Linked DNA regions of Homo sapiens: region 2 is linked to region 1. Evidence: read pairs that join two places in POLR2A ChIA-PET (ENCODE). Cell type or tissue: OCI-LY7. All regions are shown on one strand. Links, peaks and the distances in the headings refer to the core of each region. The heading gives the core; the rest is flanking DNA.

What was found. ChIA-PET counts read pairs that join two places held together with the same protein. Peaks named below come from ENCODE experiments on the same cell type or tissue, not always from the same donor. Only the 100,000 strongest peaks of a DNase experiment are listed, where the experiment ranks them.
Region 2: POLR2A ChIA-PET joins it to region 1 with 5 read pairs; 2 of 35 experiments call an interaction of 5 or more read pairs at or near these places.

What each region holds. Positions count from the first base shown.
Region 1 is chr12:104,107,129-104,111,128 of GRCh38, forward strand. No RefSeq gene overlaps it. Among named protein-coding and RNA genes, the nearest start is that of NFYB, 29 kb to the right of the region's middle. In OCI-LY7, for the core only: CTCF peaks have their summits at 2,251 (motif pointing left) and 2,464; a DNase peak (open chromatin) is centred at 2,213.
Region 2 is chr12:105,091,944-105,098,719 of GRCh38, forward strand. No RefSeq gene overlaps it. Among named protein-coding and RNA genes, the nearest start is that of ALDH1L2, 11 kb to the left of the region's middle. RefSeq lists an enhancer at 565-1,179. In OCI-LY7, for the core only: no CTCF peak of the experiment used is centred there; a DNase peak (open chromatin) is centred at 3,608.

The sequences.
Region 1 (4,000 bases), core at 1-4,000:
TCCTCATTTTTGTAGTGTCTATCATACCATGCTTTCTGTCCATCTTTACACACCTCCTCCTGTCTATGGTTCCCTTTTTTACTCCCACCTGTCCCCATTCATTTTTTTTCCTAGATTCAGGCCAAATTGCCAATCTGAAGAAGTCTTTCCTGACATACTCCACCACCAGGTAGATTTAACCCCTTCTTTTTGTTCTCCCACTGTCCTTTGTTAAATCTTCTGTCATAGCAGTCTAAAAACTTAGCGCCCCTATTTGTTAGCATGTCCCTCTCCATCTGCTAGATGGTAGGTCTTCAAGGCAGAGACTGGGTCTTTATACCCGTTCCATGTTGGCTGGCTAGTTAACTGGTACTTAAATATTTTAACAAGCGGGTAAAGAAAATTGTCACCTTTACACTTCTTCATATTCCCACTCCTCCTAAATAGAGGTCAAAATGGGAGGGAAGCTTTGAAAGGGAAAGAGATTTTTTGCAGATTTGCCAAGTATCTGGAGGAAATGCAAACTCTTTAGCTTTGTCTTACCCTGCCCTGCTATTAGGTTAAAAGAAGTTCTGGGATAAGAGATTTAGTATAGGAGGTCTTTGATTGGAAAAGGTCCTTCTACCAGATCAGGTTTGTTTTTTTTCTTAAAGGAAAGAAAGAAGAAAGATCTTTCATGAGGTTATGGGCATTGCTGGATTATGATTTTTAACACTGGATGATCAAAATAAGCTAAAACTGTCAAAAGTTAATCTCTGACACTAGAAATTACCTACCTATATAAGTTCAGGGAACTGCTGAAGGACATGGTTACCAGGATTGGAACTGCATTGGATTCTGTTAATATCAAGTCAGGTCACTGTTATCACCTCTAAACTTGTAGGACAAAAGATTCTTACACTCAGGAAAATGAGATGACATTGGCAAAACTCCCTTCTAAGTTTTCTAGTTATAGTTAGTCCCTAGACTTATGTATTTCTGTGACTCCAGAAAAAAACTTACTTTGATCATTCCTGGAAAAACATGAACTACAAAATTCTGGGGGAAAAATCAATAAATTCTGTAAACCGAATGAAGGGCTTATGTCTGTAATCCCAGGCCAAGGCGGGTGGATCACCTGAGGATTGACCAGCCTGGCCAATATGGTGAAACCCCGTCTCTACTAAAAATACAAAAATTAGCTTGGCATGGTGGCGGGCGTCTGTAATCCCGGCTACTCAGGAGGCTGAGGCAGGAGAATCGCTTGAACCCTGGAGGCGGAGGTTGCAGTGAGCTGAGATCGCGCCATTGCACTCCAGCCTGAGCGACAAGAGTGAAACCCCATCTCAAAAAAAAAGGCCATAAAATCTGAGAACACCAGCTTCCTTGTTCAAAATAGTGTCCACTTGTGGGCCTATTAATCTCAGCAGAGGGGATCTGGAACTGAGCATGAGGTTCTTTTGTTTTATATATTTGGTATTTTGGATAAATTAGGTTGAGCAAAGGCCTGCTACTTAATCGTCAAATTCACAATCTGGCTACCACTCCTGCCAGTACCTCACATTCAAAAAAGTTATGAGAATGCAAGGTTATAAAGCCTTTGGTCTTGGATAGAGAGAATGCTGGGAAGTCATAGAGATGAGGTTGTGAAGGTTACAGAAGTATTCCTTATTTACTGATTTTAATTTGCTTGTTCAAAAGATATTTGAAGAGTGCCTAGAGATGTCAGGGTGTTTACCTATAAAAGAGAAGAAAGTATGAATTGGTGGCATATCAGATATGGAAGATGTCACAGAGAAGGAAACGTCCCCCCCCACCACCACCATTCTACCCACTTCCCCTTCATGGTCTTCTTACCCCCGCAAAGATACGAAGCTAAAAGATCCATCATTCCTGAGCATGAGAATTGAGGAAGGCACAAGATGAGCCCTTTGGTATGAGCACATACAGGTTAAAAATAAAAGGTAGCAGCTAGTGTTTGTTTTTGAACATAGAAAAACCATGTCCACTAGTAAATTATACTCCAACAAATGTCCAGCTCCAACCAAAAAGATTATCCATTCCTCCTACTGAGAAGATAGAGTAGACGTTCTCTGAGAATTTAAGAAGAGTTACCTCCTTTTCTCTTTCCATATTGGGGAAGGGGCAAAAAGCTACAGCCATAATGTTTATCATCCGCTGTAACAAAGCATAGCATGTAAGAGAGTGGGCAGAGATCTGAAGATAAAACTGCTTGATTCACAATCATCCTGCCAGTTGCGATTTAGCACCCCCTGGTGGCATTGTCCAGCCCAGCTTACATGTGGATAAGATTCTAGGTCTTGTAGCTGCCTAGGATTTTAAAAATAGCTACAGCAATACCTGGAGCTTTCTGGTGAGTTGGCAATCCTGTGTTAGACCCAGTTGGAGAGAATGGACCTGGAGAATATACTTTCTACTTTCCTGCAACTTCCTAACCCAAGATAATAACTTTAACCTGCCCTGTTTAGATACAGGGACACACTGATTATTTCAAGATCCATTTAATTTTTGAGGATTTTTAGATTGTTTATCAAAATTTCTAGCTAGTTTTCTGAATCAGGAGAAATTGCATCTTAACTATGTCTTTTTAAGTCTACATAATGGCACTGACATTGATAACCTTGGTAAAGACGTGATTGCAAAATTGTTATAACATTTGTGTGATCAGCAAGGCACCTGTTATTGAGCAATGTGGAGAAACGGTCAGTTGCTGCCATACACTTTCCATATTTTTGGAATACTTAATACATAAATCATTATTAGGAGAATGTGTGAGAGGATATTTGTACTTTTGAAAGTCAACATAATTCAGTAAAGAGGTGGTTTCTTTGTCAATTTATTTGGAATTTATATCACCTATCATTTCATTGTCTGCTTTATATAAATAATTATACCCAGAGAACAAAGTAACCAATTAACCAGAGTCATGCCAGTGAGTCCAAGCCAACTTGGAAGAACAGTGCTATAATATTGCCATCTCATTGGATCTTGACCCTGTGGGAATCTAGTTAACTTCCGTGAGGAATAGTCCATACTCATTTCCTTTTCATATTATCATGTATTGCTTCCCCCATTATTATAATTGACTGATTTGCATAGCACAGTAGTGGCTGAAATATCAGAAGATATTCTCCCTTTGTTGATGAAAGTACGTATTGCATAACCTTGTATCTTTTTTCTTTTAAAATGTTTGTTGTGAAATAATACAAAAGTATATTGTGTATGTATGGTTTAAAAAATAACATGATCACACGTACTCAGCCTTCAGCTTAAGAACTAGAACATTCTCAGCTGCCTAGAATCCCCCATTTGTTCTCCCTCCATAGATTATATGAGGTAAACATTCTTCTGGATTTTTTGTTAATAATTTCCCATGTTTTTATTTGTGACTCTACCATCTATGTATGTATTCCTAGTAATATATTGTTTAAATTTGTTTTTGAACTTTTATGTAAATGGAATCATGCTGTATGTATTCTTCTGTGACCTCTTTTTTCTGACATTGTTTTTGAGATTCCCATCCATGTTTATGCATGTAACTGTATTTCATGTTTTCACAGCTATATGGTATTCGATTGTATGACTATTTCACAATTTATTTATCCATTCTTCTATTTATGGAGATTTGGATTGTTTTCAGCATTTTGCAATTACAAACAATGCTGCTATGAACATTCTGCCCAATTACAATGTAAGCTGTGTGTGGGCAGAAGTTTTGTCTGTTCTGTACTCTACCATATTCCCAATGTCAGAACAATGCCTGGCACCAGGTAGATGCTCAATAAATATTTGAGGAATGAATGACTTCTTGTATTGTCTCCTGGTGCACTTTTACAGCAGTTGCTCTAGGACAGTTGTTGTCAAAGTGTGGTTCAGGGACGCCTGGGGGTCCCTGAGACCTTTTTGGGAGGGGTCTGTGAGGACAAAACTATTTTCATAATAATACTAAGGCATTATTTGTTCATTTCATTCTCGATTTTTTCACATTTTCCAGATGTATGATAACATCATCACTCTGGCA
Region 2 (6,776 bases), core at 2,054-6,053, 990 kb after region 1:
TCTCAGCTGATACTCTTCAATGACATTACCCTAGGAAAGGGTGCAAACTAGAGATAGTACAACTATTGTAAGACTGCAGCCTAGCCTCACATGCTCTCAGCCCTGATTGGAATGAGCTGATCTGCCTGACTTTAGTTGCCTGCCAAAGAATAGGATCAATCCTGTCTGGAGAAAAATAACATCATCCAGAAAGCCTGCAATTGTTCATTCACTCTCCTGCATTCAATTATAACTGACCAGGTAATACAGGAGTTATTAAGAAATAATTCTTAGGCAACTAGAAAGGGTGAAAGTTCTCAGTGGAATTTTCCTTTAATAAAAAGCGGCCCCAAGCCACTTCTTCTTTAACAGAAAGCAGCCTGAGAAGCTTTTATATGTAAATGTCGGCAGCTGTACCTGAAACCCGGGTACATTCAATATGGGGTCTCCCGCCCTCTTTTCCTTATGACCGCCTTTGCTGGCATTAAAGCAGCCTTCAGGTAAAACCACGTATACAGGTATGATGGCTGCCGCCAGGAGGAGGCTGCATTTGCATAAAAAAAGACTAGGATGGGAGGGACAGTCTTTTCGCTGGCTACGTAAATGACACACCTGGTCAAACCAATCTCCTGTGCCCGATGTAAATCAATCACCGCCTCCTCAAGCCTCCGTACAAAACAGATTGCGTTCTGCCCCAAACTGGAGTCCCTTTGGGGCAATCCGCTTTCTCAGCATGAGGAAGCCTTTTTTCTCTCTCTTCTTGTCTATTAAACTTTCCGCTCCTAAACCCACTCCTTGTGTGTGTCCATGTTTTGAATTCTTTCTCGGCTGTGACAAAGAACCAGGGGATATACTCCAGACAATGGAGCCATTTCACCGGGACATCAAGAAAAATGAGCAAAAGAAATAAACAGTGCCACATGAACAGTGCTAAACTAGGTAGAAATAACCACTCTCATTTTCATGTTATCACCAGTAATCTGTGCAATAATGCGATAATATGTTGCTCCATGCCTGACTCCACCAAGCTGTGTGTCAAATTTAAGGACAATTGTTCACTAAGTAATGTTTGAGCATTTGTCATGTGCTGGGCACTGTAGTAGATGCTAGATGTAGAGAGATGAACAAGGCAGATGCTTTGTCATGATGTGAGCCTGAAGCTGCCGAGGAATACCATAGGAACCTAAAGAATGTAGCCCAAACTGTAGAAGACACAGAAAAGAAACAGTAAAAATCCAAACAGTGATGGCTGGGCGCAGTAGCTCATGCCTGTAAACCCAGCACTTTGGGAGGCCGAGGCGGGCGGATCACCTGAGGTCGGGAGTTTGAGATCAGCCTGACCAACGTGGAGAAACCCCGTCTCTACTAAAAATACAAAATTAGCCAGGCATGGTGGCACACGCCTGTAATCCCAGCTACTAGGGAGGCTGAGGCAGGAGAATCGCTTGAACCTGGGAGGCGGAGGTTGCGATGAGCTGAGATCACGCCATTGCACTCAGGCCTGGGCAACAAGAGCGAAACTCCCTATCAAAAAAAAAATTAATAAAATAAAAATAAAAAAATAATAAAAAAAATTCAAACAGTGGGCATCATTTGAATTCTGAAGCCAGATGCACACAAAGGCCAACCCCACACTAGATGTTTTAAAATTGACATTCAGTAAAAATGACTTTACTGTTGGTATACAATTCTATGAGTATTAACACATGTATATACTTGTGTAGGGAATACCACAGTCAAAATATCAATAGTTGCATTACTCACCTTCTGAAAAAAGTCCTTGCCCTATCCCTTTGTTGTGATATCCATTAACCACCTCTTTGCCCTGATAAACACTGATATGTTCTCTATGACTGTAGTTTGAATGTAGTTGTCAAATCAACGGAAACACAATAGTATGTAACTTTTAGAGCCTGGTTTCTTTCACTCAGCATGATGTCCATGAGATTTGTGCAAATATTTAGCGTTTTCCATGGAGTTTACGATGCTTCTGTTACTGATTTCTAATATAATTTCATGGTAGTGAGAGAATATAACTATATTTCAATCCCTTTAACTTTATTGGGATTTATTTTATGGCCTACCACAAGGCCTATCTTACTGAATAGTCCCTGTACTCTTGAAAAAAATGTGTATTTTGCTGTTGTTGGATGGAGTGTTTTGTAAACATCAATTAAGACATGTTGGTGAAAATATTGTTTAATTCTTCTATATACGTCTACATTCTGTCTACTTGTTATATCAAATACTGAAAGAGGAATGTTGAAGTCTCAAACTATAATTGTAAATTCATCTATTTTTTCTTCTTTCTATACTGTCAGAATTTGTTTCATATATTTTAAAGTTCTGTTATTGAGAGCATATATATTTAGGATTGTAATGTCTTCTTGATGAATTAATCACTTTGACATTGTGAAATGTCTCTATTTATTTGAGATAATATTCTTTGTTCCAAACTCTAATTTGTATGATGTTAATATGGCCACCAGCCACTTCAGCTTTTTTTTTTTTTTTTTTTTTTTTTTTTAGACGGAGTGCAATGGCAAGACCTCGGCTCACCACAACCTCTGCCTCCTGGGTTCAAGCGATTCTCCTGCCTCAGCCTCCCGAGTAGCTGGGATTGCAGGCATGCGCCACCATCCCTGGCTAATTTTGTATTTTTAGTAGAGATGGGGTTTCTCCATGTTGGTTAGGCTGGTCTCGAACTCCCGACCTCAGGTGATCCGCCCACCTTGGCCTCCCAAAGTGCTGGTATTACAGGTGTGACCCACCGCGCCTGGCCCTCCAGCTTTCTTATGATTAGAGTTATCATGGTATATCATTCCCTATCCCTTTGTTGCATAAAATCTGTGTCTTTATATTTAAAGCATATTGCTGGATCTTCTTTTTTCACCCAGTCTATCTCTGCATTCTTTTTTTATTTTGAATTTCTGTGGGTACATAGGTAGGTGTATGTATTTATGGGGTACACGAGATATTCTGATACAGAGATACAATGCATAATAATCACATCAGATGGCCAGGCACTGTGGTGCATGCCTGTAATCCCAGCTACTCCGGAGGCTGAGGCAGGAGAATCACTTGAACCTGTGAGGCAGAGGTTGGGGTGAGCTGAGATCACGCCATTGCACTGCAGCTGGGGCAGCAAGAGCAAACTCCATTTCAAAATAATAATAATAATAAATAAATAATAATCACATCAGGGTAAATGGGGTATCCATCACCTCAAGCATTTATTCTTTGTATAGTTGGATTGTTTGTATCCAACTATACTCTCTTAGTTATTTTTATTGGTAGAACTGTGATGATGACCCCGAGCCACAAAATTGGCAAGTTTTTATCAGGGATTTTAAAAGGGGAGGGGGTGTATGAACAGGGAGTAGGTCACAAGGATCACATGCTTCAAAGGGCAATAAGATCACAAGGCAAAGGCAAAATTAGAATTACTGATGAGGGTCTATGTCCTGCTGTGCATGTATTGTCTTGATAAACATCTTAACAGGAAACAGGGTTCGAGAGCAGAGAACTGGTCTGACTAGAATTTGCCAGGCTGGAATTTCCCAATGCTTTATGCCTCAGTAAGCCTGAGGGTACTGCAGGACACCAGGGTGTATTTCAGTCCTTATTGAACGACACTCCCAGAGCGGCCGTTTATAGACCTCCCCCCAGGAATGCATTCCTTCCCCACCGTATCAATTATTAATATTCCTTGCTGGGAAAAGAATTCAGTGATATCTCTCCTACTCACATGTCTGTTTATAGGCTCTCTGCAAGAAGAAAAATATGGCTCTATTCTGCCCAACCCCACAGGCAGTCAGAACCTTATGGTTGTCTTCCCTTGTTCCCTTAAAATTGCTGTTATTCTGTTCTTTTTCAGGGTGCACTGATTTCATACTGTTCAAACACACATGTTTTACAATCAATTTGTACAATAGTGGTCCTGAGGTGATGCACATTCTCAGCTTATGAAGATAATGGGATTAAGAGATTAAAGACAGACATAAGAAATTATAAGAGTATTATTAGGAAAGTGATAAATGTCCATGAAATCTTCACAATTTATGTTCAGAGATTGCAGTAAAGACAGGCATAAGAAATTATAAAACTATTAATTCTAATACTTTTATAGTATTAGAACTAATAAATGTCCATGAAATCTTTACAATTTATGTTCTTCTGCCTTGGCTCCAGCCGGTCCCTCCGTTTGGGGTCCCTGACTTCCCGCAACAGTTTTTAGCCATCTTAACATGATGTGAGTATGGTGTGTGTGTGTGTGTGTGTGTGTGTGTGTGTGTGTGTCTTGCTTGGGGTTATTGAGAGTTTAAGATATATAAGTTTATTATTTGCTTCATATGTGCCAACATTTTGGTCATTGTTTCTTAAACATTTTCCTGTCCTTCCTTTTCTGGGTCCTCAACTATATGTACATTATAGCACTTGATATTGTCCCAAAGTTATCTGAGATTTTCTTAATTTCTTTCTTTTTTTTCTCTCTCTTGAGTTTAGATTGTTCCTATTGGTATTTCTTCACATTTATTGACAGTTTCTTCCTTGTGCCTACTCTGCTATTAATCTCATTCCATAAATCTTTCATTATCATTTCTAAAAGTTTTGTTTGGCTCTTTTTTTTTTTGGCTCTTTTTTATATCTTACATTTCTTTCCTCATTGTGTTCATATTTACTTTTCTTTTTTGAGATGGAGTCTTGCTCTCTTGCCCAGACTGGAGTGTAATGGCACGATCTCGGCTCACAGCAACCTCTATCTCCCAGGTTAAGTGATTCTCCCTCCTTAGCCTCCTGAATAGCTGGGGTTACAGGCACCTGCCATCGTGCCCAGCTAATTTTTGTATTTTTGTAGACATGGGGTTTCACCATGTTGGCCAGGCTGGTCTTGAACTCCTGACCTCAGCTGATCGGTCTGCCTCGGCCTCCCAAAGCATTGGGATTACAGGTGTGAGCCACCATACTCAGCCCATGTTTTCCTTTAAGAACTAAAACAGGCTGGGCACAGTGGCTCACATCTAAAACTCCAGCATTTTGGGAGGCAGAGGCAGGCAGATCACTTGAAGCCAGGGGTTCAAGACCAGCCTGGCCATCATAGCAAAACCCTGTCTCTACTAAAAGTACAAAAAAAATAGCTGGGTGCAGTGGCATGCACCTGTAATACTAACTACTCAGGAGGCTGAGGCAGGAGAATCGCTTGAGCCTGGGAGATGGAGGTTGCAGTGAGCTGAGATTGCACCCACTGCACTCCAGACTGGGCAACAGAGTGAGACTCTGTCTCAAAAAAAGAAAAAAAATTAAAACATAATTTTATCTTATTTTATTTTTTTCAGTTAAAACTTTTTATATTTTAATAGCTTTTGGGGTACAAGTGGTTTTTGGTTACATGGATGAGTTGTATGGTGGTGAAGTCTGAGATTTTACTGCACCTGTCTCCCTAGTAGTATATGTTGTATCCAATATATAGTTTTTATATCTCCCCACTCTCCCCCTTCTGAGTCTCCATAGTTCATTATATCACTTTGTGCATATATGGCCTTTGTGCATCCATAGCTTAGCTCTTGCTTATAAGTGAGAACATAAGATATTGGGTTTTCCATTCCTGAGCTATTTCACTTAGAATAATGGCCTCCAGCTCCATCCAAGTTGCTGCAAAAGACATATTTAGTTCTTTTTATGGCTGAGTCATATTCCATGGTGTATGTATATCACATTTTCTTTATTCACTCATTGGTCGATGGGCACTTAGGTTGGTTCCATGTCTTTGCAATTGTGAATTGTGCTGCAACAAACACATGCGTGCAGATGACTTTTTAACATAACTTATTTTCCTTTGGGCAGATACCCAGGAATGAGATTGCTGAATCGAATGGTAGATCTACTTTTAGTTTTTTAGGAAATCTCCATACTGTTTTCCATAGAGGTTGTACTAATTTACATTCCCACCAGCAGTGTATAAGCATTCCCTTTTCTCCACATCCACACCACCATCTGTTGTTTTTTGACTTTTTAATAATGGCCATTCTTGTAGGAGTAAGGTGGTATCTTATTGTCGTTTTAATTTGCATTTCCCTGATCAGTGATGTTGAGCATTTTTCACGTTTGTTGGCCATTCATATATCTTCTTTTGAGAAATGTCTGTTCATGTCATTTGACCATTTTTTTGATAGGATTATTTGCTTTTTCTCGCTGCTCTGTTTGAGTTCCTTGTAGATTCTGGATATTAGTCCTTTGTCAGATGCATAGTTTGCAAATATTTTTTCCCATTCAGCAGATTTTCTGTAAAACATGATTTTAATGCTGTTTTCACATTTTCATCTGCAAATTTCACCATTCCCATTATTTCTCCTCCCTCCCTCCCTCTCTCTCTCCCTTTCTTTCTTTCCTTCTTTCTTTCTTTCTTCCTCTGAGACAGGGTCTCACTCTGTCATCCAGGCTGGAGCGCAGTGGTGCAATCTTGGCTCACTGGAGCCTTGACCTCCTGGGCTCCAGTTCCCATCTCAGTCTCCCCAGTAGCTGAGACTACAGGAACATGCCATCATTCCCAGCTAATTTTTGTATTTTTTGTAGGGACAGCATTTCGCCATGTTGCCCTGGCTGGTTCGAACACCTGAGCTCAAGCAATCTGCCCACCTTGGCCTCTCAAAGTGCTGGGATTACAGAAGTGAGCCACCATGCCTGGCCATTCCTATCCTTTCTATGTCTATTACATGATTTTCCACTTGGTTATAGATCACATTCTCTTGCTTCTTTGTATGTCTCATAATTTTTAATTGGATATTTGAGTCTTACAC